3 separate regions of the Mus musculus genome follow, and regions 1 and 3 are each linked to region 2. The links are chromatin loops, found by intact Hi-C in ENCODE. Cell type or tissue: heart. All regions are shown on one strand. Each heading gives the region's core, and the rest is flanking DNA. Links, peaks and the distances in the headings are about the cores only.

The links. A loop is a pair of places that touch in the nucleus more often than their neighbours do. Peaks named below come from ENCODE experiments on the same cell type or tissue, not always from the same donor. Only the 100,000 strongest peaks of a DNase experiment are listed, where the experiment ranks them.
Region 1: it touches region 2 in a loop (2.5-fold over the local background); 2 of 42 quality-filtered maps call a loop at or near these places.
Region 3: it touches region 2 in a loop (3-fold over the local background); 10 of 42 quality-filtered maps call a loop at or near these places.

The regions. Positions count from the first base shown.
Region 1 is chr13:54,679,878-54,690,136 of GRCm38, forward strand. Rnf44 (ring finger protein 44) reads right to left here and starts at 7,931. Exons shown (of 11, transcript NM_001146026.1): 1 at 7,617-7,931; 2 at 4,461-4,611; 3 at 4,084-4,198; 4 at 3,718-3,885; 5 at 3,166-3,342; 6 at 2,912-3,073; 7 at 2,703-2,824; 8 at 2,450-2,537; 9 at 2,236-2,357; 10 at 2,057-2,156; 11 at 1-1,934. The coding sequence starts at 4,567. The coding sequence ends at 1,872. In heart, for the core only: a CTCF peak has its summit at 5,499 (motif pointing left); DNase peaks (open chromatin) are centred at 5,575 and 6,844; H3K4me3 peaks cover 1,742 bases; H3K27ac peaks cover 1,275 bases.
Region 2 is chr13:54,561,048-54,571,306 of GRCm38, forward strand. It overlaps 4833439L19Rik (RIKEN cDNA 4833439L19 gene), which reads right to left and starts at 4,335. Exons shown (of 9, transcript NM_133797.4): 1 at 4,135-4,335; 2 at 3,468-3,574; 3 at 3,138-3,225; 4 at 646-824. The coding sequence starts at 3,165. In heart, for the core only: a CTCF peak has its summit at 4,725 (motif pointing left); DNase peaks (open chromatin) are centred at 4,324 and 4,804; H3K4me3 peaks cover 1,779 bases; H3K27ac peaks cover 1,678 bases.
Region 3 is chr13:54,617,059-54,627,317 of GRCm38, forward strand. It overlaps Faf2 (Fas associated factor family member 2), which reads left to right and starts at 4,726. Exons shown (of 11, transcript NM_178397.3): 1 at 4,726-4,845. The coding sequence starts at 4,783. In heart, for the core only: a CTCF peak has its summit at 4,624 (motif pointing left); a DNase peak (open chromatin) is centred at 4,703; H3K4me3 peaks cover 2,114 bases; H3K27ac peaks cover 1,746 bases.

The sequences.
Region 1 (10,259 bases), core at 4,466-6,965, 120 kb after region 2:
AGAAGTTGGTAAATAAAGAGTAAACAATGCCAAGCCCCCACCACAGGAAATCATTGGTAACATGGCATCTACAGCAAGGTCGGCAAATCACAAACATCCTAAGTAATTGTTTCATAAATCTTTTTTAAATGATTAAAAACAAACAAACAAAAAAGGTGTATTTCCCCCTAGTAGCTGCTTGCTGGAATCATCACTGCAGCCGACACAGTCCATGAGCCAATTCTGCTGCCCCAGGAACCACAAGGGTTTGAAAACCTTTTTTGGGGTGAGGAAGGGATGGGGGTTGGAGAAGGTGGTTCTCTGTGTAAAACACGTGGATTTTCAACACTGCTATAAATATAGAAACATCACCTGGAGTTATATACAGTAAGACTTTGGGTTCTTGTGGGGTGGGACCAGGCCAATGGGGCCTGGCAGGCTGGGGTGGGGGCAGGGCTGCGGTGAGAACGAGGGTGGTTGGAGCATCCCTGAGGCAGCAGGCGCCAATGGCTGCCTGCTAGGATGTGCCGGCCCCACACGCGGTTCGTTCACTCCAGGCAGCGCAGCAACCCCAGTTGGCGGTAGGAAAGGAAAGGAGTGGGACCTGAAAGGAGGGTAAGGAACACAGCCTCCTCCAGACCTTGGAGGGCAGGAATCAGGCCGGGAGGGGCCCCCTGAGGTGGAGGTTCATGTCCTCCCTGACCCCTGTCCTCACAGGATTGCTAGGAGACTCACCCAGGCAGGTGGGACACAGGCCCTGGCTGGAGAGGAGATGCCCTGAAAAGCAGACGGTCCCGGTAGGCTCTAGGGACATGTGCAGTACAGTGCATGGCAGTTATCAGCTGAGCACAGACCCCCCCAAACTCCGCCCTGTGACTTCCAGCCACCCAGATAAAGTTCCAGCCGCACACACTCATGTGGAGGCCTGGTGTGGCAGAACCGGACCCTACTCTGCCCCCTGGGCATTTGGTCCCGGTTGGTCCCTATGCCCCCACTCCTATTAAACCAAAGAGAAAACAAGATAATAAAAAACTAAACACCTCTTAAATATCCACACCCCCTACACGCAATTTTGGGCCAAATGAATAAACAAAAACTGCTGTTCCTCACATTCATGCAAAAAGACAGAGGGGGAGGATCGAGCATGGGTCTGACACTGTCACTGGTGGAGGGGCAGCCACCAGGAACACAAGAACATGCCCAGATCGCTCGAGGCTACTGCAGAACACAATGTATCCAGCTTGGAGCCCTGGCCCATTTGCTCATGGAGCCTGGCTGGGATACTCTCCAGCCTGGGGGTGGGCTGGAACGCTGTGCCTGGGGTAAGGGTCCTGGGGAGTCAGACCCACACCACACAGCAGTGGAGGCAGAGCTGACTGCCTATGTCTGTCTGGAACCAAACAGGAGAACTCAGGAAATGGTCTCTGGCTACTCCCTGCCCACACACCTGGCAACCCCACTAGGGCAGGGAAGGACACGTCATTTCAGTACAGGAGACCAGTTGACCCAGGGTGGCTATTCCTTTGTCCGTCTGGGGTCTGGGGAAATCACACCAGCCACCACACTTGGGGAATGGACTCCTGCCTCCCAGAGCCAGCAGGAAGAAGGACCCAGGGGCAGATAAGAAGCAGACTGAGTTGGGGAAACTCAGGCAGCTCCGTGGCGGGCAGGCAGGCAGGCAGGCAGACTGGGGAAGGAGTCTTTGGAGCTTGGCAATGCAGGGGCTTATTGCAGGGGCTTCTCCAGACTGACCCTGGCACCAGCTCTGGAGTGGCAGGTGGGAACGCTGACAGGCCTGGCCCCGCCCTCACAGTCCTCCCCGGGCCACGCCCTGCTCCCCCCCACCCAATTCCGGAGCTTTGGGCAGGGATCTCGTGGGTGGCTGTGGAGCCTCACTCGGCCTCCCTGGGCACCTCGGAGGCATCCGCCCGGCAAATGGGACAGGTCCGGTTGGCCTGGGAGAACACCCACACATCAGACCCCATTGCGTGACCTCCCCTCCCCCACCTATCTGACTTGGAGAAAATCTCCACTCCTGCCCCTAGAGACACCCAGGAGCCGGCTCAGGCCACCTTACCTTCAACCACTTGTCAACACACTTGGCATGGAACTCGTGGTTGCAGGGGAGGACTCGGAGCAGTTGCCGCACCTCGAAGTCACTGAAGCAGACCACACACCTGAGGAGGGGCACAGTGTCAGCACAGTGACAGCTGAGGCAGCGGAGGGCCCTCCCTGGGCTTCCAGGGTGACACTCACAGAGTCTGCTCAGACTGATGGCTGTCAGGGTTAAAGCGATACGACGGCAGTTGTTCGATGTCTGCTTTGGTGAGGCCCCGGGGCTTGGCGTCTCCCAGCCGCTCAGCCAGGTTCAGGAGAGCCTACAACCAGGCAAGGGAGGTCAGCAGCGCCTGAGGTTATAGGTTTACCACCTCACCCCTTCCTGGCCCAGCCCAGCCCGGGCTCCACAGACCTCATAGTTCTCCATCTCTACGTCATCCACGTCCAGGTCCAAGCTGATGGTGGGGCCCACGGTGGTCGGTGACATTGGCAGCATTGAACTAGACAGGGAGGGAGGCCCAGAATGCAGGTCAGTGGAGGCAGAACAAAGTGACCCTCACTCCTCCATGTACACAGTTCATACTCAGGATCTGGGGCTACCAGAACTGTGGAGGCCCCCAGAGAACAAGGCCTAATGGCACTAGGGCAGTTATGCTGGCACTTACAGGAAGTAGGGTAGGAAGCTTGGGTAGTAAGATGGTGGCGGCGGCGGTGGGGGTGGTGGCAGCGGCTGTTGCAGGCGGTATCTCTGTGTGCTCAGTCTTCGTGGCATCATGTGGGAATATGGCTGCACACAGGGAACCAAGCGCAGGTCAACTGGCAGGCCCACCTGCCCACTGCCCAAGCTTGGCTTCAGATAGGGACGGCCACTCACCACACCAAAGGACAGCTCCTGGTGCAGTGGATCATGGGGTAGGTAGTGAAGGGGCACTGAGGGCGACAAGGCTGGGCCAGTGGCAGAGGTGGAGTAAGTGAAGCTACCCAAGGGGTGCTGGTCTCCTCGAAGGTCCATCTCGTTATCCAGCCGCTGCAGGGGCTAAGTGAGGAAAGGCCAGTCAGCCAGCTGGTTATAACAAGCTCAGGTCTTCCTACTCTGCACTCCCCTCCCCCTCCAGTTCCCACACTTACCATACGTGGGTGCTGGGTCTGCAGGGACACAAACTGCCCAAGCGGTGCCATGTGGGTAGGCTGGGGCGGTGGGGCTGGCGGTGGTGGGTGAAGGATGTAGTGGTCACTGGAGATGAGGTGGGGGTAGGTGTGGTAGGGCCCAGGGAGCTGCTGCATGGTGCACGCCTGGATCAGCTGCTGAGAGAGGTAGAGAAGCTGGGCCTATGCTTGCCACGCAGGCCAGGGACCACCTTCCAGCTACAGGTTCCTATGCATGCCTAGCCCTGGGCCTCCAGCAGCTCAGTCCCACCACCACTGCAGCATCTCTGCCACTGCCACTGCCACTGCCACTGCATGCAGCAGGCTCTTTGGTACAGATAGTCCCTCAACTCCAAACTGCCTTGCACCTGGGTGGAAGCCCACAGGCACATGTTGCTCTGGAAGGGGCCAGGGCAGGCGGCCAAGTTAGTATACTGCCCAAGCATCTGGTTCAGTTCCCAAGGGTGCCTGTGACTACATCTGCTGGAATGGACAGTGTGGCTTGTACCTGGGTGGAAGAAGTCATTCACTCACCGGAGGTGGGAGGCAGCAGAGGGGGTAGTGCTGCCCACTGAACATCACGGAGCATGCTGGGAGCTGCTGGGCACTGCAGCCAGGGATGTGTTGGCTTGTAGGCAAAGGGAAGCCTTGGGTTGTCACTGTGGTGACCGTGTAGGACAGAGGGACAGGTCCCTGGTGCACCTGTGGAGAGAGCAGCAGAGAACTGGAGGGAGGAAACCTGGGGAAGACCCTTCCCCTTTCTGGAACCCAATTTCTCCATCCACATCATGGGATAACATATGCTAAGTATGGCAAAACACTCATTTCTGCTGCCTCTACTCCTTAGACTAGTTTGGTAGAAATAAGTTGGGGGGCAGGGGGTGAGGTAGTTGTACTTACTTGTTCGTGGAGATCAACCATGAACGGGCTCTGCTGGGTGGCTGGGTGCAGCATTCGGGGGCTCCTGCCGGCAGGAGCTGAGGCTCGGTGCTCCTCTACAGAGAGGTTTGATGGTCTGGGCAGCAGCTGCTGGGAGGGTAAGCGCTCATCCTGGGCAGGTGGGCTGACCAGGGGCCCCTCGTGGCCAAGGCTGTACCACACAGAGGAGCCCCAACAGGATAGAGGGGCACCACTCATTTATAATTCATGGAGAGAAGCCAGGGTAATGACCCACACTAGGAAGCCAAGTAGCTCAGGGCCCTGGGGCCCACCCCTCTGCCCTTGAACCCAAGCCAAGCTGGCTGCCCTTGAATTAAGAGATAGAGACTTCTTCCTACCTTCCCCAGAGCTGGCCTGGACTGCTGCTAAGCCTTGTAGAGACTCGCCAGTGACCCACAGGGGCAGAAGGTGGCCACTTAGTCACTGCCAAAGTCCATGGTCTCATCAGGAGGGCAGGGAGGTGGAGGGGCTGTGCCGGGGCTCACAACCCTAGGAGGTAATTAGAGAAAGATGTGGGGGAATAGAAAAAGACAGTTGCTTGTATAATTAGTACCTGGGAAACCAACAAAACCTGGACAGGTCCTCTGAAGCCAGGGGTCCAACACTGACAAGCTAGTCTTAGTTTCCTATTCTGTGAAATGGGGTCAAATCTCCTTAGAATATGAAAAATTCAGAGGCCAGACCAGTATGCTTCAGGGCCAGCTGGCCTGAGGAGGCTCAGGCTGGAGTAAGCTCCTCCTCTGCCTCATGACAAAGGCTAAATCTTGAGCCCCAGGCAGCTGGGACTTTTGGGGAGCTTTAGGCTCCCCTTTCATGTGGCTGGCTGAAGAGGAACTCCAGAGAGACCTGGGACTCAACTCCCCTCTAGATAAGTGCTAGGTAAGATAGTCTGACCTGCTTCCCAGCCTTGGAACTTGTTCTCTCTCCCGAGCCCTCCCCTCCAGTGCCCACTCGGGTGTGACCCCACAACTAAGGAAAGCTTTTAGCAGGCTTGGGAGAACAGACTCACTGTCCCAGGTTCCACATGTCAAAGCTAGGAAATGGGTGGCTTCAAGCCTGTCTCTACAGCCTGGTGCTCACAGAGGAGGGTATCTCAAGGCTCCACAGAGACTAGGAAGAAGCTTTCAGCTGGCAGCATGCACGGCCTGGTACACACCCATGTCTTGTAACCCCAGAGCAGGTCCAACCTCAGGCTTCTGCAACTAACTCAGTCAGGATGAAGCCTTGGCAAGGAACACGCTGAAACCCATCAGGCCCTGCAACACTGAAGAGTGTATCACACTGGACTAGCCAGCCTTGTGCCACAAGGTGGTCTTTTCACTCTTTCTCAGCCAACAAACCTATGGTCATCTGATGTCCAGTTTCAAATGCTGCCCCCTGCTGACACAGCAAGGGAGGGCAGTTCCAGTTAAGCACCTCAGCTGGTCCTGCAAAGGTCAGAACCATTTCCTCTACCCAGGACTCGCCAAGTTTGGGCCCCAATTCTCCAAGTCTGCAGGGAAGAATGCTTCCTCCACATTCCCCAACAGTGCCTGGCCTCAGCCACAGACCTGGGGTATACCAGCTGGATTCACTGCTGTTACTGACCGGCTCAGGCACTCAGCAGGAGTGGGATTCAACTGAAGAAGCCTCAATGACAGGGTGTTGTCAGAGTAAACAATGGGAGGTTATAATCACTCCCCCCAAATCTTAGTCTCTGAAATGAGGCTAAAGCATACAGGAATGGATGGATGGATGGACACACACACACACACACACACAACCCAACTGCATTTGCTCTCCCTCCTCAGTCAGAAAATGGGCCTTCTCTCCAAGATACCCTGACACATAGGCCCCCACTTTTGAGATTCCAGGTCAGGGAAAACTCAAATACCTGAAACAAGATGCCTGGCCTATCCCAACCCAGCAGACAGAAGGACATCTAGTGGGAAGCAATGGAGCCAAAGGTAACAGCATCACCCCCAACTTCTTGCCAGGGTCTTAGGCCCATCACTTCCTCTCCTTGAACTTCAGATTCCTCCTCTGTAAAAATGGGAACCTAAGAACGATCTCTCAGGGACCCATCAAAGGCTACTTTAAAGGGAAGAGAAGAGGCAGCCTTAAGTGAAGGCCAGCTGTGGTGTGAATGGTTGGCCTCCTCCTGCACCCCTACCCTAGGTAGACACAAGTCCCTAAGCGCTAAAGGAGGCACGAGCATGGTGTCCAGCAGTGTACCTGAGGAACAGAAAGGTGGTTCTTTAACTCCTGCCAGAAACTAAAGTGGTAAAGAGGGGACACACCCATTTCAGTTACTGAAACCCCAAGGACTTGTTCTAGACCACGGGGAACACAATTGGTCCTCCTGGCTGGTTCCCTAGACCCAAAGCCCCAGTAGTCTCAATGACAGTGGTCGGAGGGAAAACTACAGAGTACTTCAGGAGCCACGTGTGAGATGTAGTATCTTTATGCGTGAGTAGTGTCCCAGAGACGCAAGAGTGACTGAGCTGGACCAATCAACACACTCAAGGTCAACCAGCACCACTGCTTTCCCACACCTCTCTTCACTGTACTGCTCTCTATCCATAAAGTTTGTGTAAACTCCCCTAAGTCTATCTCTTGTCCCCATGGGTCCACAACCCCGCCAGCCAAGTACAGAGTCCCAAGCACACATTCTAACCCTTGAGTAGAGTCGAATAGGGTCGGTTTGCAGAAAGATTCACTCCCTCTAGCAGACGAGCAGGCTTAGGTGGGAATACAAGTTCCCCTACCCTACATGCTCGCCGTACCTCCCTCTAAGTAGGAGCTTCCCAACTCCCACAAAGGCCGAGGAGGCGATTTAGGGCGGAACCACCACACCTTGGCCAGCTTAGACTCCCTGGGTGACCTTGGTTAAAGAACCCCTTTAGTTTCGGCTAAGCCTTATTAACAATAGAGACTGAAATCTCCCCAGGGCGCCCCTAAAAAAGCCACAGACAAGAAACTAGGTGTTCACATTATGGGGAAGGAAAACAAAGTCCCAGAGGATAAGGCTCCTCCCCAAAGCAGGCCGTGGGGCTCCAGCAGTTTTCCAAAGCTACCCCTCCTTGGGGATGGGACCGAAGCTCGTACACCTGTCTCAGGAGGGGCCTCCGTTGTTCCCCTTACTCCGTAATGCCGCACTCGGAGGAACACTGAGGGGAAAAGGCAGGCAGCACCGCTGGGGCTAGAGCGCTGTGACTTTAAGAGCCGAGGATCCCGGACCATGTGCTCGGCGTGAGACAAAAGCAACAACAAAGGAAGTGGCGGCTGCAGGGGGAGGGGTTGGCTCCTTCCCCTCCACCGCAGCGCTCTGCAAGGCAGAAGAGCGGCCCGGACTAGGTAGCCGCAGGCAGCACCTGGCCCGGGGGCCCCGCCGCCGTCTCCCACCACTCCCTCAGCCCGGGATCGACGCCTACGAGGCCGGCAAACAACGCGTCCCCGAGGGAGCCGTAGTTCCGGGGTGCGGGTCCGAAGTTAAGAGGCCCGGCCCGACTCACCGGCAGCCGTCCGACCACACGCGGGCTCCTTTGTTCGCGATGCGGGGTGCGGACGGTGAAGCGCCCGCTCCTTCGCGAGCCTGCTCTGTCTTCCGCCTCCCCAGCCCGGGCCCGAGAGAAGGGCGGCGCAGGACGCAGCTGTGCTCTCCGGCGGGCTGGCCCTTTAAGAACTGTCCGCGGCGGCCGGATGGAACCAGCCCCACGTTTTGATTCACAACATTCGGATCGGCGGGGGCGCGCAGCGCGGGAGGCGGCTCGCGGGGGCGCGCCAGGACGCGCAAGCAAACAGTAGCGGCAAGAGCGGACACCCGCCCCGCCCCGCAGGCCCCGCCCCGCAGGCCCCGCCCCGCGCCGCGCGTCGGCCAATCGCGTCCTGCGGGCGGCACGTGACTAGCGGGTCGCCATCTTGAAAGGCTGGCTAAAAAAGCCTCTTCGCCCCCACCTCATACTTCAAAGCCCACAAGGCCGAGTCGCAGGTGATGAGCGGTGCGAGCCCAGGTACGGGGACCGTGGCACGCACTAACAGGTCAAGGTTACCTTCTTAGGGCCGCGGCCTCTGTGGGGCACGCAGCCTCTCACGCAGCCGAGGTGAGAGGACCGCTCTTAGCTCGGCAAGCACACTTCCCGGAGATGACGTCACCACAAGCCCGGCAGGCCTGCGATGACCTCATAGCTCACCTCGCCTCTCTACTCGCTCGCTTTCTGTTCCGTTAGACGGCGCCTTTAAACAGCTGGGACAACCCAGGGCTGAAGAGACCAATGACTGAGGAGCCATGCAAATGATTTAACGTCTCCTGGGTAGGGGGATTGGTCTTGCGCGTGCTGACGTCACAGAAACATCTCGGCACCCCGCCCCTAGCGCGGCCCGGGAAAAGGGGTGGAGAGGCTCTAGTTCAGCTGAAGTGGGAAGAGTTGGGATCTCCTGAACCAGGCCCAGGGAGGTTTCTGCAGTTTAGTTCTCTAAGCTTCTCAACGACTGAGAGCCTAGGGATCAGGACAAGCAAGCCACTGTACCGGAAAGAAGAGTCACTCCTCCAGGACCGGCGGATCAATAGTTCGAGAACAGCCTGGTCTACATAGCTACAGAGACCTTGTCTTCAAAATACAAGCAACAAAAATATCACACACCCAGATAGTAACACAGCTGAGGCGAGAGAGGGGGCAGACGTCGGTGTCCCCTTAGGATGCCCCCCCCCCCCCCGGCCAGGCAAACATACAAAGTGGGGTATGGTGTGTCTGCATCGATTATATAAGCAGAACATCACCATTACCTAAAGCACTCATGTCTACTAGGCCGGTCTGTAGTAACTGGACTACTACAGAGTCCACCAACCCAGAACAGGATGTCAGTAGAAAATGGCAACATTTGTTAAACCTCTGTGGCTACAGATGGGTGACACTCTGTACTTTGTGGATGCATCCCATAATCCCAAATATTTAAAAAACAAACCAATTTACTAACAAGGTGTAACAATATTATCAATTTCAACTGAATATTGTATCAGCATACAGTGGGAAGTGATTTGGGAAAAGACACAGGAATTCTCATTAGGGTGCACCTGTTCAGGAGGGCAGATTTGTTTTTTGAGACAGGGTTTCTCTGTATAGCCCTGGCTGGCCTCAGAAATCCACCTGCCTCTGCCTCCCAAGTGCTGGGATTATGCCACCACTGCCCAGCAAGGAGGGCAGATTTTTAAATTTTTCTTTGTATTACTATTGTTTTTGTGTGCTTATAAACATAATCTCCTCTATCTCAGGCAGCCTCAACTCTTGATCCTCTTCCCAAGTGCTGAGATTACAGGCATTATACCACCACTCCTAGTTTAAATTTTTTTAATTTGGTAACTGTGTATTTGCTTTTAAAAATTCTAGACAGAGGGCTGGAGAGATGGCTCAGCGATTAAGAGCACTAGTTACTATTCCAGAGAACCAGGGTTCATTTCCCAGCACCCACAGGGCAGTTTACAACTGTCTGTAGCTCCAAGGAATCTGACACCCTCACACAGACATACATGCAGGCAAAACACCAATACACATAAAATTCTATTCAAAAAAATTCTAGCCGGGCGTGGTGGTGCACACCCTTAATCCCAGTACTTCGGAGGCAGAGGCAGATGGATTTCTGAGGCCAGCCTGGTCTACAAATTGAGTTCCAGGACAGCCAGGGCTATACACAGAAACCCTGTCTCAAAAAACAAACAAACAAAAAATTCTAGACAAAACTGGGTGTAGTGGCCGATGCCTTTAATCCCAGAAACTGGGAAAGGCAGGTGGCCTCTGAGTTAGAGGCCACCCTGATCTACAGACTGGACAGCTAGGGCTACACAGGAATCTTGTCTCAAAATACAAATTCTAGACAGTACAACCCACTGAATAAAATTGCCAAAACCTATAAAACAATATATCTTAGGCTTATTTTTAAAGGACTTTATCATTTTATGTATATGTATGAGGGTGTGTCTGCCTATATGTTTGTACAACTCACAGGCAATGCTTGTAAGGGCCAGAATATATCATTGGACCCCTGAGAACTAGAGTTAAAGACAGCTTAAATCAACTGATATAGATGCTTGGAATCGAACCCTGGTCCTCTGGAAAAGCAGCAAGTGCTCTTAACTGCTGAACTACCTCTCCAGTCCTTTA
Region 2 (10,259 bases), core at 3,222-5,721:
ACCCATGCCCGAGCAACAACACAGCAGGCACTAGAGAGAGACCTGCGCTGATGCCAATCACAAAACGAACCACTTAAAGGGTTTTTGAACTCTATGCCAGACCTTCATTTTAATGCTGCAATACAATATAGGCCGAGAATCACTACTCAAAAACCTAAACTCTCAAGTGCCCCAAAATCTGAAACTTTTGCACACTGCCATGACACAAGAGACAGTAAAATTTCCCGGTGTAAAATTTCATTTAGTGCATAAAAATCTGACTACATAAGGGAAAAGGTATGCATACAACATAAATTAATTTCATATTTAGACTTGGTCCTTTCCCCCACTACCTCATTGTGTCTATGCAAATATTCTAATAATACTATAGCTGGATAACAGAGAAGCTATAAAGAGACAAGCAGGACTCATCAGAACTCAGGTATGCAGGTTCTGGAGTTTGGCTTCTTAGTTGGGGAAGCAGAGTCTAGAAGAATCTCTTGTAGATAACACTACTATTCAAGTTTTGGATTGGAAAAAGGGACAGAAGATGTACAAAGGGAACAACTGCTGCCTGGTTTTGTAGGGACTGAGAACCACGGAAGCTTCTGGAACAGGAAGAAAAATGGGGTGAGTTTGCCAGAAGCCGTGAGCAGGGTGAGGTACCTTGTCAAGATGCTGATACTTGCGCTCTGGAATCACTGGCTTCCAGGGGATGCTGCCCATGTCCGATGGAGGAGGAGTCATGGGCGCAGGGTCCTCTAGGGCATCATCATAGCTGAATGCCCGACGGCACATCCCGATGGGCAGGGACATCTTGCCTAGAGGCCCGCTGGGAGCAAGAGCTAAGAACAGAGATACCTGTCAATATGGGATGTCAACTGAACAGACTTTAAGTTCATCTGTAGATAAGAAAGCTGTGACACTTAGGGGACAGCTAATCCATTTAAGGGAGTAATAACAGCCCTGCTATCAGTGCTCATTGCCTTCTTTGTCTACTACACTGGCTCAGCAACACAATCCTGTTAGACAAGGTCTTGCTACGTAGTCCTGGCTGGCTAGTACTCACTATATAGCTTGCACAGCTGGCCTCAAGTTCTGCCAGTCTTCCTGCCTCAGCTCTACCCAAGTGCTAGGACTACAAGCACAGACAACCACTCCAGGGCTTCATCAACTTTTACAGAATAAAGAACCTGAACCTCAAGTTACTGTACTTAGCCTATGCAGAGTCACAACTTCAAAGCACAATTTTCAGTCAAAAATCAAACCTATCTCAAAACTCACATGCTAACTCTCAGTCATACAAGACTGAGGATAGAAAGTGACTAAAGGTATCATTCTATGTTTTCTTCCCTCAGTCTGTAGCCTGTCACTGTCTCATTTGATGAGGAAACTAAACCCTAGTGATGAAAGGAGCTGCCTCAGTTCATAGAGAAAATGGCTAGCTAGCTGAGGCTCGACCTAGTTTATCAAGAGCCCTGCGCCTTCTGTGTCCCCCCTCCAAAGAAAACTACAAGGAACAGTTCCTCGTCTGGGGCCTGGCATGCCCTCTAGTTCCTAGCTTTCTGAAGATTTAAACGTCTCCACCACAGGCATTACTGACAGGCACTCTCATCAACACCGCCAGCTTGAGCCTGCCATTCCTGACCACGACAGCTGACTGCTGGCACGTCCAGCTGTGACAGAGGCGTCATGCTTCAGCTGTGTGTACTCTGAGCTGTGCCAGAGCAGAGAGCAGGCTTCACTTGTCTGGTCACTGATCCAGAACCTGCCTTCAAGGTGATACTTTCCTGTTACATAATCGCACTCGTCAAGGTAGAAACCTGCCTGGCAGCAAGGCTCAAACCCTGCCAAGTTTGACTTAAACAGCAAGGGGACCCAGAGCTACCATGTGACCATCACCAATACTAATAACTAACAAGCCCAAGAAGTTACTAGTTGCCAAGGGCCAGGGAGAGGGCAATGAGGTGTTTCTCCTAATGGGTACAAAGTATTTCTGGGGGCATGAAAATGCTTTGTAAGTAGATTAATTTGATGGATGCATAACCTTATGAACACACCAACCATGAAATCACCCACTCTAGGTGAATTTACAGTATGTACATTGCTATCTCAAGGGAAAAAGACATGCAAACACAAATGACCTGGCACTGAGAGCCCTCCTTCTATCTACTCCTCTCTAAGTAAACTCTTTCCCATTTCCCAGCTCAGGAAACCGTGCTACGGAACCTAAGCACTACCACACGGCTAGCAAATGCGCAGGAGACACTGAGCCAGGGCTCACTCCTTGCTGCCAGCTACAAAGCCTTAAGCTCATGAGCACACACATAGCTCTGCATGGTGACAAGGGCGTTAGAGAGTCCAGTGTAAGTGGAAGACACACGTGATGGTAGAGACAAATGGTATTAGGGTACATGGAGGAAGCTTCCATTAACCTGCCTAACTGGGGAGCGACTTCAAACAGTGTCTAACACCTTGTCCAATGGCTTCATAAAGACAATAGTAATAAAGCCGCTGGCATCTACTTTTTTTTTTTTTTTTTTTGGTTTTTCGAGACAGGGTTTCTCTGTGTAACCCTGGCTGTCCTGGAACTCAGAAATCCACCTGCCTCTGCCTCCTAAGTGCTGGGATAAAGTCGTGCACCACCACTGCCTGCCCAAAAACTTTTTTGAGCCAGGTGCAGTGTACATGCATTTTAATCCCAGAACTCAGGAGGCAGAGGCAGGAGGATCTCTGTGAATTCCAGGACAGCCAAGTCTACAAAGGGAGACTCTGTCTCAAAAAAAAAAAAACAGTAGATGTAGATTTAGCAGCAACTCTGAACTTCACTTATGATTTCGCCTTTAAAGACAGCACTTGGGAGGTAGAGGTGGTAAGATCTCTGTGAATTCAAGGACAGCCTGGTCTAAATACAGAGTTTCAGGACAGCCAGAACCACACGGAGAAACCCTGTCTCTGGAAAAACAAACAAAAAGTGTTTACTCTTCACAAAAGACACTTATGGCAAGAGGCTGTAAGCCAAGGTCAGGGTGTATACCACGGCTGAGAAGGTGATGACCTAATACTAAAGAAGATCAGTACTAAGGATTCTGAGAAAATAAGCTCTCTGGGGGATGTGGGTGGGGGTACAGACTTAACCAATAAGAACTTAAGTTTACCAGGCACTTCTGGTTGTCTTGAAGCCATTGAAAGACAGGGATCCAGGTGTTTTTTTCTATACGTAATTCGGAGCTGAGTCCCTTCCACCTAATAAAAATAACATAGGGCATTTTCTTATGTTGCACAGCAGAGGGTCATTCCAGTGCTCTGACAGACACGCAGAGACTTATGGCTGGTAAGTAAGGTTGACACATACACACGCTAGAACCAATGAGTGACAAACACACCCCCGGAAGGATAAAGTCCACTAGTTTGCCAGTATCCTATGGCTGGCTCCTCTGAACACCCGAGAGGAGAAAGCCAAACCTCAGTTTAGACAGACACCTTACCACAGTGAAATGACGCCGGACTATGCAGACAGACAGATGTTAATGAGGAGCATTGCCCAGCTTCTGCAAATTAGCGAAGCTTCTGAGGAAGGGTCCATCCAGAGGCTCTAAGTAACAATAAACAAGCAAGGTTGGTACAGCGCCCCTAAGTCCACCGAACATCCGACCACTCCCCAGCCGGATTACATAGCAGCCTTTCCCCTTGGCAGAAATGAGCTATGCCAGCATAGAAGACCAACTCGGCATCACTAAAAGTCATCGCATTCTCACACAACCCTTGTCTTGAAAACAAACCCGCGGCGCTGCACAGCAGGCATTATTGGTCCAGATTTTTGTTCAAGTTCACTGCGGTCCTAGGGACATCCGCAAGCCAGACACACGCCCTTTCCCTCTCCCTTAGCGACCCCAAGCCCACGACTCTCTCGCAGGAGGTGCAAAACAAAGCCTCTGAGATGTGTAAAGCCAATCCCGACCTTCCCACGGTCCCACCCCTCAAGGCGAAGCCGGCTGGTTCGCAGCGAGCAGATGCTCCGAGGCTCACTGTGCGGGTCTTTCTGGTGTCCCTCGAGCCCCGCTAGGGTGGAACAGAGCCCCCCTCCAGGCCCCCCAGGCCGCGGCGCCCCGGAACTCAGGCTGCCCCCAGCTCCGCCAGGCCGCGGTCGGTTACCTGCTCGCCCGCCGCCTGCGGCCCGACTTCCCGCACTAAAGAGGCTCCGAGGCTCCAGATGGCCCAAGAGGCTGCTGGGCTGAACAGAGCAGAGCCATCGTGAGAGCGCGACGAACGCTCCCCTACGGAGGACAGTCGCCGGCCGGCAACCGAACCCCCAAACCACCCCGAGACTGTCGCAGGTCGCGCGAGACCTGACTCGAAGATCCGCGGGGCATGCTGGGAGTTGTAGTCCGAGATCTGAGCGTGCCTCCGTACCCACCACCACCGGAACACCTCCCTGTAGGTTGAACTCTAAAAGGGAATTCCACGGGGTTCCCAGAAAGGAGGTCACCTGTTTCCAGCACTTCCTCTGCGCTTTTTACTTGATTACAGAATTGTGGCACTTGGAGGCTGAGGCAGGAGCATTGCCTGAATCAAGGAGTGTGGTGGGGGCTGAGGATGAGAAGGGGGGAAAGAATGAAGATTGATGGCTGGAGATGGTTCAGTTAAAACAGTAATTACTGCACTTGCAGATGACCTGGGTTTGTTCCCAGCACCCAGGTTTGGTATCTCACAACCTCTTGTAGTACAGCTCCCAGGGTCTGCTGCCCTCTTCTGGCTCCCAAGGACACCGCAGTCGGTCTCCCATTCCCACATACTTGAATTTAAAGGGGGGAGACCCATCCCCCACTTTGCCAGACTCTCATTGCTTTATCAGGAAAGCAAGCTCAGGCAGCCTGTTAGCAGGTGGTGGCTTCTTGCAGGAAGCTGCAGATGTGGCACACAATAGACTTTACCTAGATTGGAAGACTCCACCCTAGGTGGGCTAGCCAACTGTGGCAGAAACAAAGTCTGATTCTGCCTGCTCAAGGCTGGGGGGAAGGGCACAGTTCAATGAACCATGAAGCCAGGTAGGCGCCTTCGTGGGTCGTGACCCACAGGTTAAGAACCACTACCATACCTCCCACACACAGAGAGGATCTGATAGTTAATCTTTCTCCCTTTAATTAGCAGTGGAGTCAGGCGGGCTCCACACTAGTACAGGACTAAATACAGGAGCATCCGCCTCCCCGGAAATGGATAATAACTATGAGAAAAGTGGACCTGGAGAGGTAGCCACTCAGAGGTCTCAAAAACACTTCCCTGCTCTGCTCCATGAGAGAAAGCTGAAAACACCCACACTCAACTCTGCTCCAAGTCCAAGGTTCACTGTCCGCTCAGGAAGAATCGGAGGGTGTTAAAAGATGGGAATACATTTGACTTTGCTTGCATTCTGTTAGGACCAAGACTGGGCCAGGAATTCATGTCTTCTGTAAGCTGTATACTTCATTTGTGAATAACACACTTGATTTGCAGTGTGACACTTGAAAAAGTATTCCCAGTGTTTTTACTTTACTGCTCCTGGGAGGAAAGGGTGCAGATCAATTCTCACATAAAAGGTTAAACATGGGGACGGAAGTGAAGGCTCCTCAATGGAGAACACTGGCTGCCGTTCCAAAGGACCCAGATTCAATTTCCAGCACCCATAGGACAGCTCACAGCTGCTTATCACTCTTCATCCAAGGGGTCCAATGCCCTTTTACAGCCTCAGCATGTGAATGACAGACAGGCACACATCTATGCAAGCAAAACAAACACAGGGCTGGAGAGATGGCTCAGTGGTTAAAAGGACTGACTACTGTTCCTAGAGGTCCTGAGTTCAATTCCCAGCAACCACATGGTGGCTCACAACCATCTGTAATGGGATCTGATGCCCTCTTCTGTTGTGTCTGAAGACAGTGACAGTGTATTCACATACATGAAATAAATAAATTCTTTAAAAAAAAAAAAGACAAACAAACACACACACATTTAAAAAACAAATCTTTTATAAGGTTAAAATGTCTTTTTTTAAAAACAAATGAAATATTTTGAAAATATCTTGTTTTAAGATTTATTTATTTATTTTATGTATGTGAGTACATGTGATTGGCTACTATTGCAACTGGTAGATCCTGAGAGAGAAACCGAGGCAGGACAACCAGGAGCAAGAGACCTCAGGTGGCAGTGAGCACATTGAGAACGGACTCTTAGGAGAGAGCTTCAGTGAGGCAGCTCATTTAATGGAGGGAATAAACGCTATTTAAACCTTCGAGGGGATGGAGGCTTTCAGGGTGAGTGAACATCATTGGCCAGGGCCAGGGTGCTAGGGATACCTCATTACCATGAGGAAGGATTCCAGGTGCTACTGTGCGGCTGGACATGACCTTATAATGGCTGTCTTAGTCAGGGTTTCTATTCCTGCACAAAACATCATGACCAAGAAGCAAGTTGGGAGGAGAGGGTTTATTCAGCTGACACATCCACATTACTGTTCGTCACCAAAGGAAGTCAGGACAGGAACTCACACAGGGCAGGAATCTGGAGGCAGGAGGTGATGCAGAGGCCATGGAGGGGTGCTTGCTGGCTTGCTTCCCCTGGCTTGCTCAGTTTGCTTTTTTACAGAACCCAGAACTACCAGCCCAGGGATGGCACCACCCCCAATGGGCTGGGCCCTCCCAGCCTTGATCACTAATTGAGAAAATGCCTTATAGCTGGATCTCATGGAGGCATTTCCTCAAGGGAAGCTCCTTTCTCTGTGATAACTCCAGCTTGTGTCAAGTTGACATACAAAGCCAGCCAGTACATAGGGTGAGGAAGTTTAGCCTGGCAACTCAGGCTACATAACCTCCTGGGGGTGGGGGACAAATGTGGGAGTGCAGGGCTACTTGTGCTGGGACACACAGGCTTGATCATACACTCCTGTCCATGTCAGACCCCAGATTCTGGGGTTTGGACATGCCTTGACCTCACTCTTGTTCCGGGCCTGTTCTCCTTGGTCCCACAATTCCCTGGCTTCACATTTGGACATGCATATTTTAGAATAAGTATTAGTTAATACTGTGGAGAAAATAATCAGATCAATAGTAATAACTTAAAATTAACAAATAAAAAGACAATGAATCCTTTGGTCCAACTTTATGTCTGTCTACGTGTGTTTATGGAGTGTCTGCCTGTGTTTATGAGGTGTCTACATGCATGCTTAGGATTGCCATGTCCTGTAAATGACACCAAATTGGTTTATAAGTGAGTGCTCACTTAAACTGAAGGTGCCCAATTAACCTTCATTCACTTTAGTTCACACTATCAATGGAATTTCAAAACACAAGTCTTGGCTTTCACAATCTACACAGCCTCTGGTGTGAACACAATGATTAGACAATCCTGAGACAGGGAAATCCTGCTCAGGGTATCACGTTCAGGGTCTGAGCACCAGGGTCGTCTGTAGGGCAATGACAAAAACTTTAGAGGAGGAGCCTCCTCTGAGGGGAGGAGCCTGGTCTGGGGGTGGAGCCTGCTCTGCCCCACTGCCACCGCCAGCTATTTGCTTCAGCAGGCAGGTCTTTCTGCTGGAGGGGTGCTGCTTCCAAAAAGACAGAGTGCCTGCTCTCTGAGTAGGGAGGCTTACGTCTTTGGGGCTAATGCCAAAAGTCAGTGGGCCGTAGCCCAGGAACTACTCATGCTTTTTGTTCAAACCAGAGTTCCTGTGGTCCTTCCTGTGGTCCACATGGGCAGAGCTGTAGTATGTGTCAGCTGGTTATGCCCCACATTGGCCACCAGATTAAGCCTTTGCTTGAGTTTTAGCAAGTGGTGTTGTCTACGTGCTGTTTTACAGCCTGACTGATACGTCTATCATGGAGTCATTTGTGCTAAGGCCTGGAAACCTCTTACAGTACGTATTGCAGCACATGAGTGCCTGGTGTCCTAAGAGGTCATAGAGGGCATTGGATTCCCTAGAACTGGCATACAAGCAGTGCCATGTGGGTACTGGGAATGGAACCTGGGTCCTCTGGAAGAGGAGATAGTGTGCTTAAATTTTTATTTGCATTATTTTGTATGTGTTGATATTTGGCCTGCATGTACGTCTTTGTATCATAAGTATCTCCTAGTACCCATGGAGGCCAAAAGAGGACATTGGAATTCCTGAAATTGGAGTTACAGACAGCAGTATGCCACCTTTTGTGCAGAGACCCAAACTGGGTCCCCTGGAAGAGCATTGCATGTTCTTAACTGGTAAGCCATCTCTCTAGTCCTGCAAATTAAATATATTTTTTAAATGATTAAAATAGAGGACAAGAAGCATTCATAACTGGGTAATCTTGGTCAGAATGTTAGCTAGTTGGCCATTATTTTAAGTGTGACTCCACAAGAGGAACCAAAGGAGCCCCTGTTGCCTGGGAGAGAGACTGTTTCCCAGTGGTGCAAACTGGCCACCAAGCTTACTGCTCTGAGGGGGAGGAGCCTGCTCTGAAGGGGAGGAGCCTGCTCTGCAGCACTTTCTTGACTTTGTGCCCCACAAGCAGGAGGGGTGCTGCTTCTGTAACCCTGGAAAGTAGAGTGGGAAGAGAAAGTCTCAAGAGGTGACTGTTAGTTCTTCCTGGAATCTAGGCTGAATGCAGATTTAAGAAAACGACTTCAGGGGGGCTAGAGAGTTAAGAGCTCAGAAGGTAAGAGCACTGACTGCTCTTCCAGAGGTCCTGAGTTCAAATCCCAGCAACCACATAGTGGCTCACAACCATCTGTAATGGGATCTGATGTCCTCTTCTGGTGTGTCTGAAGACAGCTACAATGTACTCATCATTTATAAAATAAATAATTATTTAAAAAAAAAAAGAAAGAAAGAAGGAAAGAAAGAAAGAAAGAAAACTTTTCGGCCTTATTCTGCCAGATACTGAGGCCTAGTGAAGAAGCCTGAGTTTAGAGACCTGTCTTGTTCAGTTCAGTACTGGAGTGACTCAGCACGACCTACTTCAGCCTGTATCTGCCTAGCTACCACAGATGAGTCAATTTGTTTTGTTTTGTTTTGTTTTGTTTTGTTTTGTTTTGTTTTGTTTTGTTTTTCGAGACAGGGTTTCTCTGTATAGCCCTGGCTGTCCTGGAACTCACTCTGTAGACCAGGCTGGCCTCGAACTCAGAAATCCGCCTGCCTCTACCTCCCAAGTGCTGGGATTAAAGGCCACCATGCCCAGCGAGGAGTCAATTTTTTATAGGCTCCTTGAGATCACTTCACACCTTCGTCATCTCACACCATCCCATACATCATTTCACCCCATACCCTCTGTCACTCTTCCCCACACCCTACGCGTCATCTCCCCTCACCAAAAAATCCCCACCTCCAGACTGAGTGTGGTGGTGCATGCCTTTAATCCTAGCACTTGGGAGGCAGAGGCAGGCAGATTTCTGAGTTCGAGGCCAGCCTGATCTACAAAGTGAGTTCCAGGACAGCCAGGGCTATACAGAGAAACCCTGTCTTGAAAAACAAAAACAAACAAACAAAAAGGCAGTTCGAGGGGACTGGAAAGATAGGTCAGGAGAACACTGACTGTTCCTGCAGAGGACCCAAGTTTGGTTCCCAACACCCACATAGTCTCCATAATTCCAGTTCCAGAGGATCCGGTGTCCTTTTCTGGCCTCTTTGGGCATTGATCCTGACTTTTTCTTTTCTTTCTTATTTTAAATTTTCATCCTTTCATTTGAACTGATCTAAATTTCTAATAATTTACTTTTATTTTATTACGTTGGTGTTTTTTACTGCTCGCATGTCTGTGTTAGGGTATTAGAACCCCTAGAACTGGAGTTATAGACAGTTGTGAGCTTGCCATGTGAGTGCTGGGAATGGAATCCAGGACCTCTGGAAAAGAATCAGTGCTCTTAACGTCTGAGCCATCTCTCCAGCCCTGACCTTCTCTTTGGAGGCCTTATGCCTGTCTTGTCAGTGAGACAAGGTCAAAGAAAATGAGAGGCAGTGCCACTGGTGAACTCAAGCCAAGTAAGCTCCCATAAGTCTTCAGTCTCTGATCCAGTTTGCATTCTCATTCTCTAAGCCACAGCCTGTGAACAGAAGCATAAGGTGGTCGTTAGCTTTGGGAGCTTTGGGGTTCCAAAGGTATGTATGACATTGACACACACATGTGTTTGTTGTCAGATTACTGCGAACAACAACCTATTGTGTTTTAGCTTCTTCTTTAGGTCGTTCTGGTCCTGGTAGCAAAGTAAAGTCATGTTTGGCAAAATGCAGTACAAGTAGTGCTTTCAGTAAAGCTAATAATTGATCTTTTCTACCT
Region 3 (10,259 bases), core at 3,607-6,106, 56 kb after region 2:
ATACGCTTCAACATAATTGAGCTTTGAGAGCATTACTGCAAGTGAAAGAAGCTAGCCACAAAGGCAGGGTGTTACATGATCCCACTTACAGCAGACATCTAGAATAATGAACGCATAGGACACAGTGTAAGTTCATGTCTCCTAGTGGTTAAGGAGGTGAATAACTTGCGGATAGATGGTTTATAGCCAGGATGACTAGACAGTAGATGCTCTAACTTGGTTGGTGTCAAACAACACCATGTAACAAACACCATGGCCAAACGAAGCTTAGAGGAGGAAAGGGTGCTGGTGGCCAGCCCAGTATCCAGGTAGACTGAGGTAGGCAGCCATGAGTGGCTTTAGTGGTGATCAGAGCCAGAACTGTTTTGCCTTTGGCAATTCTGATTTTAACTCCTTGCCTTTCTGTAGACAAAAGCTGCTGGCTTCTGGTAATTTGATTCCCACTGATGGCAGCAGGGAATTTAAGAAAAAGGCTTAGTTTCTCTCTGGTTCTAGGGCCCCTTACTGGCCAGGTGAGAGACTTGTAGTTAACTCTTCAGGAGCCAGAGAGAAAAGAAAAAAAAAAAAAAAAAAGGCAAGAATTCAAGAACACACACAGACACACAGAGATACACACACTTTGGCCAGGCTTGACCTCCTATTTCAACAATTCCTCAAGTGTTCATGCATGCATACACACACACACACACACACACACACACACACACACACACCTATACAGGTATGTATGTATGTACGTACATGTAGACAAACAGACATATGCATATATATCTTTGATGGATGGAGCAGAGCACCCAAAGCAAAAGCCACACTTTATTTCTTCTCTCAGCCTTTTTATTCCTTCTTAGACAAAGCTTCTTTATAAAATTACCTCACAGGTAAAATGTTACACTAAAGGGGAGTCACAGAAGGATGTCAATAGGAAGTTCAAAGCAGTGTCTCATTCTATAAGCTCATTTTAAGTTCAAAGCAACAGTTTCACCTGGCCTTGCTTTATCACAGTGCACACCTGTGGCTTCATCCTTGGACCTGACCTAGAAAGAACATTTTCCTTGATGACAAATTGGTTTCCAAGACTGCTTTCTTACCCTAGTACAACTAGCTTGTGACATGTGAAGGTGTATAGAGCTCTGTTTGTAGCTTTATTCTGCAATAAAGAGAGTATTTGTATCAATTTAAGAGTTCTATAAAAATCATTATCAGAAATTGTGAAATCGCTGGGCAGTGGTGGTGCATGTCTTTAATCCCAGCACTTGTGAGTCAGAGGCAGGTGGATTTCTGAGTTTGATGCCAGCTTGGTCTACAGAGTGAGTTCCAGGACAGCCAGGGCTACACAGAGAAACCCTGTCTTGAAAAACAAAAACAAAACCAAAAAAAAAAAATTGTGAAATCATCAATTTGTCTATACAGCATAATTACATGAGCTTGCATCTTCTTGTAGGTCTGCAGAAAATTTACCCAATAGGGTGGTCAGGTGCCTAGGAATCACTAGGTTATGCAACAGTTACAGAAATGGCAGCAAGAAGCAAGAAGGGTGAAGTCTCTGGTGCCCTTGCATCTCAGAGCTCACCCACCACAGCCTTGTAAAATGGTGGGCCATCTCCAGAAAACTCACTTGCTTGCCTTAGATTTTTCTAGATGGCTTCTGTCAAAAAGATTCCCTTCAGCTCATAGGTTATGATCCATGATTAAGGGAAGTTGGGGCAAGAACTCAGAGGGATCTTGAAGGATGAACACTGCTTGCTGATTGGTTTTCTTATACAGCTTGGGAACAACCACAGTGTGCTGGGCACTCTTTCATCCATTACCTACCAAGACAGTTTTCCCCGGACACACCCACAGGCCAGTCTGACCTGGGCAATCCTTCAGTTGAAATTCCCTTTTTAAAGTGACTCTGGGCTGTATCAAATTGACAATGGAAGCTAAATAAGACAGTAGAGGTGATTGGGTATCCATCTGGTAAACTTGGAGTTTGCACAGTATAAAATGGGCAAAATGGCCTGGAACTTGAGGCTTTCGTGGTCTCTTTCTCCTTGGTCTCCTTCATGCACATGAAACTGCCTGGGGCTATGACAGAACAGTAGGTACCATAAAGGACTCAGAAAGGTTGGGTATTATTCTTACAGGCCAAACCTAGAGAATGACTGTAGATCAGAGAGATCTAAATAAGGCAGTCCCACCATCCCACGACACTGGGTTCAACATCACTCTTTTGATATAAATGACTGTTATAAGTGATGGAGTCTTTATCTTTTCAATAGACCTTTCTAGGGCTGGAGAGATGGCTCAGCGGTTAAGAACACTGACTGCTCTTCCAGAGGCCCTGAGTTCAATTCCCAGCAACCACATGGTGGCTTACAACCATCTGTAATGGGATCTGACACCCTCTTCTGGTGTGTCTGAAGATAGCTACATGTACTCATCATATATATAAAATACATAAAATCTTTTTTTTAAAAAATAGACCTTCCTGGTGTATTTTTAATGTATTTCTTTCTTTCTTTCTTTCTTTCTTTCTTCTTCTTCTTCTTCTTCTTCTTCTTCTTCTTCTTCCTTCTTCTTCTTCTTCTCCTCCTCCTCCTCCTCCTTCTTCTTCTCCTCCTCCTCCTCCTCTCTTCCTCCTCCTCCTCCTCCTCCTCCTCCTCCTCTTCCTCCTTCTCCTTCTTCTCCCTATGAGACAGGTTCCTTTGTTTAGCCCTGGCTGTCCTGGAACTCACTGCATAGCCCAGGCTGGCCTCAAACTCAGCGATTCACCTGCCTCTGCCTCCTGAGTGCTCAGAGTTAAAGTTTGTACCCCCCACCTCCAGGCATTTTTTTATCTTTTAATAGATTTATTCTTTTTTATTTTTTAGATACATGAGTATTTGCCTGTGAGTATGTCTGTGCACCGCATGTGTGTCTGGGGGGCCTCAGCGGCCAGACGTGGTGTCGGATCCCCTGAAGGTGGAACTCCAGATGATTGTGATCCACCATGCAGGTGCCAGGAATGAAATCCAGGTCCCCTGCAAGAGCAATGAGTCCTTTAAATCACAGAGTCATTTAGTGTTTGCGTAGCTCCTGGATCCTAGAACCAATTTGCATTCATTACTAACTGTCCCCAGTTGTCCTCAGAGCTCCTCTAAACTCACCCCTGGCTATCCTGGAACTCACTCTGTAGACCAGGTTGGCCTCGAACTAAGAAATCTGCCTGCTTCTGCCTCCCAAGTGCTGGGATTAAAGGCGTGTGCCACCACCGCCTGGCAAACTTTTTTATTTTAAGTGCATTGTTGTTTTCCCTGCACCTATGAATGTCTGGAACTGGAGTTTTAGACTTTTTCGAGCTGCCATGTTGGTGCTGGGAACTGAACTTAAGTCCTCTGGAAGAATAGACAATGCTCTTAACTGCTGAGCCATCTCTCCAGTGCTAGAATTTTGTTTTGTTTTTGAGACTGGGTTTCCCCTGTGTAGCCCTGGCTGTTCTGGAACTTGATTTGTAGACCAGGCTGACCTGGAACTCAGGGATCCACCTGCCTCTACCAACTGAGTACTGGGATTAAAGGTATGTGCTGCCATGCCCTGCTATATACAGACTTTTTTTTTTTTTTTTGTCCACTCATCTACTGGTAGACACTTAGGCTGAGTCTATGATTTATTGTGCATATCAGTAAGTATGTGAATTACAGGTATGTCTATAGTAAACTGACTTTGACTCTTGGAAGTGTGCACCAGAACTGGTGTAGCTGGGTTGTATAACAGTTCTAACTAATTGTGAGGGGAGTCTTTATTCTGATTTCTGTAATGGATGAACTAATAATTTAGTTTCCCATCAGCAGAACATCACTTCTCCCTAGTATGGCTGCTATTAAAAAATTGCTCGTGTGGCTCACGTTTTTATTGGACAATATTAGGCTAAGAAGGGCCTAAAGGTTAGGAATAAAATGCACTCGGGGTGTGTGTGTGTGTGTGTGTGTGTGTGTGTGTTGTTCCTTTGATTGTTGTCGTTTTGACACACGGTCTCATTATGTAGTGCAGGTTGCTCTTGAGTTCAAGATCTTCAAGTCTTGGCCACCGCAGTGTGCCCAGGAAAAGGCAAAGGAGGAATGGGCAGGCTTTAAGTCAATCGCGTTCAACCAAAAGTAACAGAGTCTAGGTGGCTTGCTCCAGGATACCCTTCGTATGCAAGGAATCATACACACTTAAAGTCAAGTTTCCTTGACTCAGACCAACTATCTTATCTTTGGTCTGTCAAAGGGATGAAGGGCGAGTGGCCTGGGCATGAGGTTGGACGAGGTACAGAGCTGAGTGTCTGGGAAGCACCATTAACCTGGTTACAGACACTCCTAGCAAGAGACAACAAAGCCTCACCACTGTTTCCCCTAATAAGGCAGACCAACTTTATGAAAGGATTAAGTATCAAACTGGCGCTATTTCGTGAAAGCAATCGTTTCCTGAGAAATCTTCAAGAATATCGTAGATAATTTAAAAAAACGGTTAAGGAGCAGCCAAATTGCGGGACTCTCTCGAGCTCCTGGAGGTACACTGACCCTCTGGGGTCTGTCATCTTTTCATCAATTTTAGATCTTTGGGAGATAGATCGGCAGGGTCCTGAATTGTTCGGCCTAGACACGCGAACGTCGCCCTCTGGTGGCGAGATTCGGAAGGGGGCGGGGAGGGTGCCCGCGAGTTAGCGCGCGCAGACGCAGTTGAGTCCCGGCGGCGGTTCAGGCCGGAAGTGGTTACACCTGAGATCACTTCCGGCGGGTGACGGTGCGGACGGGTCAGGAGCGTAGAGGCGGCGGCAAAATGGCGGCGCCTGAGGAGCAGGATCTAACTCAGGAGCAGACCGAGAAGCTGCTGCAGTTTCAGGTAGCAGCGAGTTCTCGGTGCAGCCCAGGCCGCCGCGGGATGGGGAGTGGGACCCTAGAGGAGCGCAAAACCATCCTCAGGTTGGGGTTGGGACCAGTTTCAAACCCGCAGGCGGCCCCCTCCCCCCCAGACGCCAACTGCCCGGATTTCCCCGGCGCCCAACCTCTGTGGGTCCTCAGCCTTCCAGCCACCTCTGCTAGCCGGGCTCGACCACAGTGGGTCAGCTGCCTTGATTTCCCGTAGCGTCGCTGGTCTGCAATCCTTGCCGGCCTGATTAACCCGCCAGACCCTCTCCGCCCATCGATTGGTGGGGATGTGCTAGAGATAACTCAGATCCCCAATCGCAGAGTTGGCATCAGCTTGCAGGGCTGGACCGCAGACCACCACCATCCCATGTTATTCACCGACGCTTGCTGGGGGTCTCTCGGTGGTCCCTAGGGCTCGTGTTGGGTGGTTGTAGTGGGGAAAAGAAGCGCCCACACACAGACCTGGCACCTGCCCTAGAAATGTGGGAGGACGCCTCTGGAGGAAACAATGTAACATGAAGTATCATCGAAGGCCTCTGACTGGATTTGTTGCCCTTCGGCTTGCTCCTGAACGGCTGACTCTGCTTGAGGAGGGTGGCAACCTGCAGGACCCGCCCCATTAAGTGGATGTTTCTGGTTTTGTTTTGTTTTGTTTTAAAAAAAAAAAGGCTCTAAGCACTTTAATCAGGTGGAGGGTCTGGTGGGAGGATGCCACCCGGGTGGTGGTAACCATGGCATTAGCCGTATCCTTAGTTCTTACATATAACTTCAAAATGTCTATTCCCTTGCGGATGTTTTAGGAGGTAAACTGAGTTTATGGGTGTTACACGGTATTTAGAAGACTTTGGGGCCGGGCAGTGGTGGCGCACGCCTTTAATCCCAGTACTCGGGAGGCAGAGGCAGGGGGATTTCTGAGTTCGAGGCCAGCCTGGTCTACAGAGTGAGTTCCAGGACAGCCAGGGCTACACAGAGAAACCCTGTCTCGAAAAAACAAAAAACAAAAAAAAAAAAAACAAAAAAAAAAAAAGAAGAAGAAGACAACTTTGTAAACTGTAAAATGTGCCTAAACAGTTGTTACTATTAATAATCATTTTCCAGATAAATTGAAGTCAATAGAACTCATTTTCTAATAGGAAATGTGCTAAATATTGATTTTTTTTAGCACTTTTTATGCTAAGCCTTAATGCCAGACACCGCCCACTAAATATTTGTGATGTCGTGAGAACTTGACTAAAGCATGTTAGCTTTTTGAATGCACAGCCCTAAAGGGTCCATACTGTAACAGGCCCTGTCTTACAGATGGCTATGAATTGTAAGAAGTAGCATCAGTGGGTGTGGCCTGAGACTATAATCTCAGTTTTGCTGAGTTTGAGGCCAGCCTTTTCCAAACAAAAAGGGAACGGCTTACTTAGGTTACTCAGCTATTAAATTGGTGGTGTCCATTTAAAGCATGGCCTTCCCAGGGCCTTCCCTGGGCTTCTAGTGCCTCTGCTGTACCGTCTTAAGAGTCGGGTGTTACCGCTGAGATGTTTGTGTGTGTGCGCATGCATGTTTAATCGATGTGGTGGATGTGTCTGAGTGGTAAATTGCTCATGTAGGCTTAGCATAGAGAAATTGATGACACCAGATTAGCATTAAAGAATGAATAAACAGACAGCTTTCACTGCTTTGTAGAGCGTTTCTTTCAGGGTTTTATTGGGCAGACTATACTTTGTAGCTCTTAGTGTTAAGCCACCTGTGAAATGAGGGTAAACTGTGATACACTTAGAAGTTTGTGAGTGCAACTATATGGGAGTTTAAAGTGCCTAAGGATCTCCTTGTTTTCCATGGACATCAGAAGAAGAGTGGCTAGCATGGTCAGTCACACTGAGGTCAGATTAGTTAGCTTAGTGTCAAGTTTTACCAAGTTGACTATATTGAAAAAATGCATTTTGTGTTTTTATGTTCTGTAAACAAGCCTGGGGTCAACATCTCAGACTCTGTTAGACAATGTTTGACATGTACAAATGTCAAGCATTATAACCTTAAACTTCTTTAGGAGACTATAGTTAACTTCCATTCTTTATACTGAAGAAAACAGATATGAGAGGTCAGATAATTCACACAAATAGTGCCGTACATATATTTACAAGTCCACATTTGTAAGCATCTTGTTCGTATCCTAATGTTGAAGCCAGGGTATGTAACATGAATAATGAGAGTGCCAGGAAGCTCTTTGGGGGGTCTGTGTGTGTGTGTGTCCATTTGTCCGTCCATCTAACCATCCATCTTTGTCTTTGCTATTGGAGTTTAGGGAAGGGACAACTTGTTGATGTTGAAGGAGGGAAGAAAGGTAGCTTAGTTTGTTACCTCTCTGCCTTAAGTACAATGTTAGATCATTTATGACCAGTATGCATAACCCACACACTTTACAAAGTACAAATGGTGCTATGTCTGCTGTGGTATCTGGTGAGGAAACAGATTCCTTGATTTATTTGCTAAGGATACTGAAGCTATTAGTGGAATTCTAGTGGGTCTAGCTCTGGCCTGAAAGGCTGAGTGAGCTCTTAGCACAATGCCTTGCAACTTTGAAGGAGGAATAGGATTTCAGCAGATGGTGGGCAGGAGAGTATTGAAAGCTGAGAAAATGAGTTGCTCACATATGGTGATGGGAAAGAGTGTGGCTGTGGCTGTCGTAATAAATAGAGACTTGGGAGTGAGAAAGTAAACGAGTCAGATTCCAGAGACCTGTCAATACTGTGCTGGCTTGTATAGGCACAGACAGGAGAGGTTTAACACAGGAGTAACAACACCAGGTTTGGGGTTTGCTACTCTTGCAATATGGGGTATGTGCTTAGACTCTCTGTGGGTATCAGAATAAGGTGGCCCAGTTAGTCCTCAGTGTGTGTCCACATTTTATGTATCACAGTTGAGCTAGGTGTGGTTGCTCACACCAGTGCCAGCACTTTAGAGGTTTAATTCAGAGGATTTCTGTAGGTTCAAAGACAGTCTGGGCTATATAGTGAGTTTCAGGTTACCCTACAGGATGAGACTCTGTCTGAATAAGCCTAAATGAATCTGTTAGTAAAAGTAAAGCATTTCAGGAAGTCTGAGATTTGTTTCTTTATGTGACATATTTTGGGTTAGAATTCTCTAAGGCATACTAATCGTGTTTCTCAGTCCATTTGATGTTTCCAAGCTCCTTTTGTGTGTATGTGTAACTCATGGCTCTGGCTTGCTTTGGAACCAGATGAGTAGAATAATGTAGACATTATGTTTTGAGCTATTTCTACTGGAAAACAATAGGTGTATAGATTTAAAGAAGAGCTGATGTAAGTATGTGGAAAGTTACTTTTATTGGAATCAGTGTCCCTGAATTTCCAAATATGTGTAGATTTCTCCCATGCTTTGGTTCACTGCCTCTGGGCTGGTGGTTTACCACCATGGCAGGAATGGCATGGTCAGAGAGAAAGGAGCAGATGTCCTATGTTCCATAGGAGGAAATGACCTCTTTCTGCTTGCACAGAAATAAGACATTTACCCCTTTCTTTGTTTAGTTAAAAATGTATTGTATTTACTTAAATTGTGAGGGTCTGGGGCACACATGGCATGACACATACATCACATTCAAATAAACTTGTGAGATGAGGCCTGATCCTTCTGAGCAGTGAACTTGGGTCATCAGGCTCCTCGGGAAGCGCCTTCATCCGCTGAGCCATCTTGTCATTCCTGTTAGTTCATGAGACAGAATTTCGCTGGGTAGCCCATGTGGGCCAGGCTCACCTCAGCTAGCACTGTGGGATAGAGATGACGGGTGTGTACCGCCTACTCGGGGGAAAAAAAATGTGGCAAGTAGAGCATGACTCGCATTCTCTTTATTTAAGGTAAAGCCTGGACCCTGAGCTGTAGAAGCAAATTTATGTCATTTTGGGGACTAGGGTTATGAGTACCTGATAATTCTCATTTGTCCGTTTAAAAATATCACAGTGGTCGGGTAATGATAGCACACACCTTTAATCCCAGCACTCGGGAGGCAGAGGCAGGTGGATTTCTGAATTCGAGACCAGCCTGGTCTACAGAGTGAGTTCCAGGACAGCCAGGGCTACACAGAGAAACCCTGTCTCGAAAAACAAAAAATAAAAATCACATTGATCTGTTTGATTTCTGATTTTTCCACCTCATCCTGGCAAAGAAAGCTACTAGTGAGTTTTATAAGTCTTGGGTGAGTTCTTACATTGAGGGTGTGTGTGTTTGTGTGTGTGTGTGTGTAATGGGCACTGTCTGATTGACAGTATCCATTTTTTTAAATTATCCTTTAAAAGAAGAAAAATCCTATAGCCGGGCTGTGGTGTGCACACCTTTAATCCCAGCACTTGGGAGGCAGAGGCAGGCGGATCTCTGAGCTCAAGGCCAGCTTGGTCAGGATAGCCAAGGCTACACTGAAAATGTTTCCAAAATAAAAAACAAAAACAATCTTTTTCTTTGGCAATTTCATATATTTATACAATGTGCCTTTTTGTTTTGTTTTTGTTTTTGAGACATGGTCTTAATATAGCACTGGCTGGCTACAAATGCAGAGATCCCTTGACTCTGCCTCCTAAGTTCTAGCATTAAAGATGTGTGTCACCTTGCCCAGCCTATGCATTTATCTTGATTCTATTCATCCCCAGTCTCCCCTCTCCTCAGTCAGACACCCCCCAGCAGTTCTCTTTCCACTTTCATGCCCCCCACCCCCACCCCCAGCCTGCAGTAACACTGACACATGCTGGCTTGGTTTGTGCAGTTAGCTGCAGTGAGTTCATGAGTGTAAGGGCCATGTCGTGTCCAGAAGACAACCTGTAGTGCACTCTTCAGCTTTTCACATCCTTTCTACTCCCTCTTCTGCAGTGTTTGCTGCGTGTGCCTTGTGGGAGAGAGGTGATGGAAATGTCCTGTTTGAAGTTGAGCACTCAACAGGTGCTTTTTTTTTAACGTTTAATTATGCATATGTGTGAATGTTTGCGTGACTTTGTGACCATGAATGCAGATAACCACAGAGGATGTTGGGTCCCCTGGAACTGTAGTTCCAGGCCATCTTGAGCTGCCTGATGTGGGTGCTGAGAACTGAATTTTGGGCTCAGCAAGAGCGGTGTACTCTCTTAGCTGTAGAATTACCTCTTCTCCCCCATCCCCCCCTTTATATATTTGTAGCTAGCTTTTAAAACTAGTGAGTCTCCACAAGGGATTCTCTACGTCCTTAGCTTGTTTTTTAACCCACATCCACCCCACCCTTATCTCCCCATTTTTTTCATTTTGGGACAGGTGTCACAAATGGTCCCGACTGTCTAAAAATTCTGCCCCTGACTGCAATGAACTGGGATTACAGGCACGCCCACCACACTTGACTGTTGGTTTGTTTGCTTGCTTTTG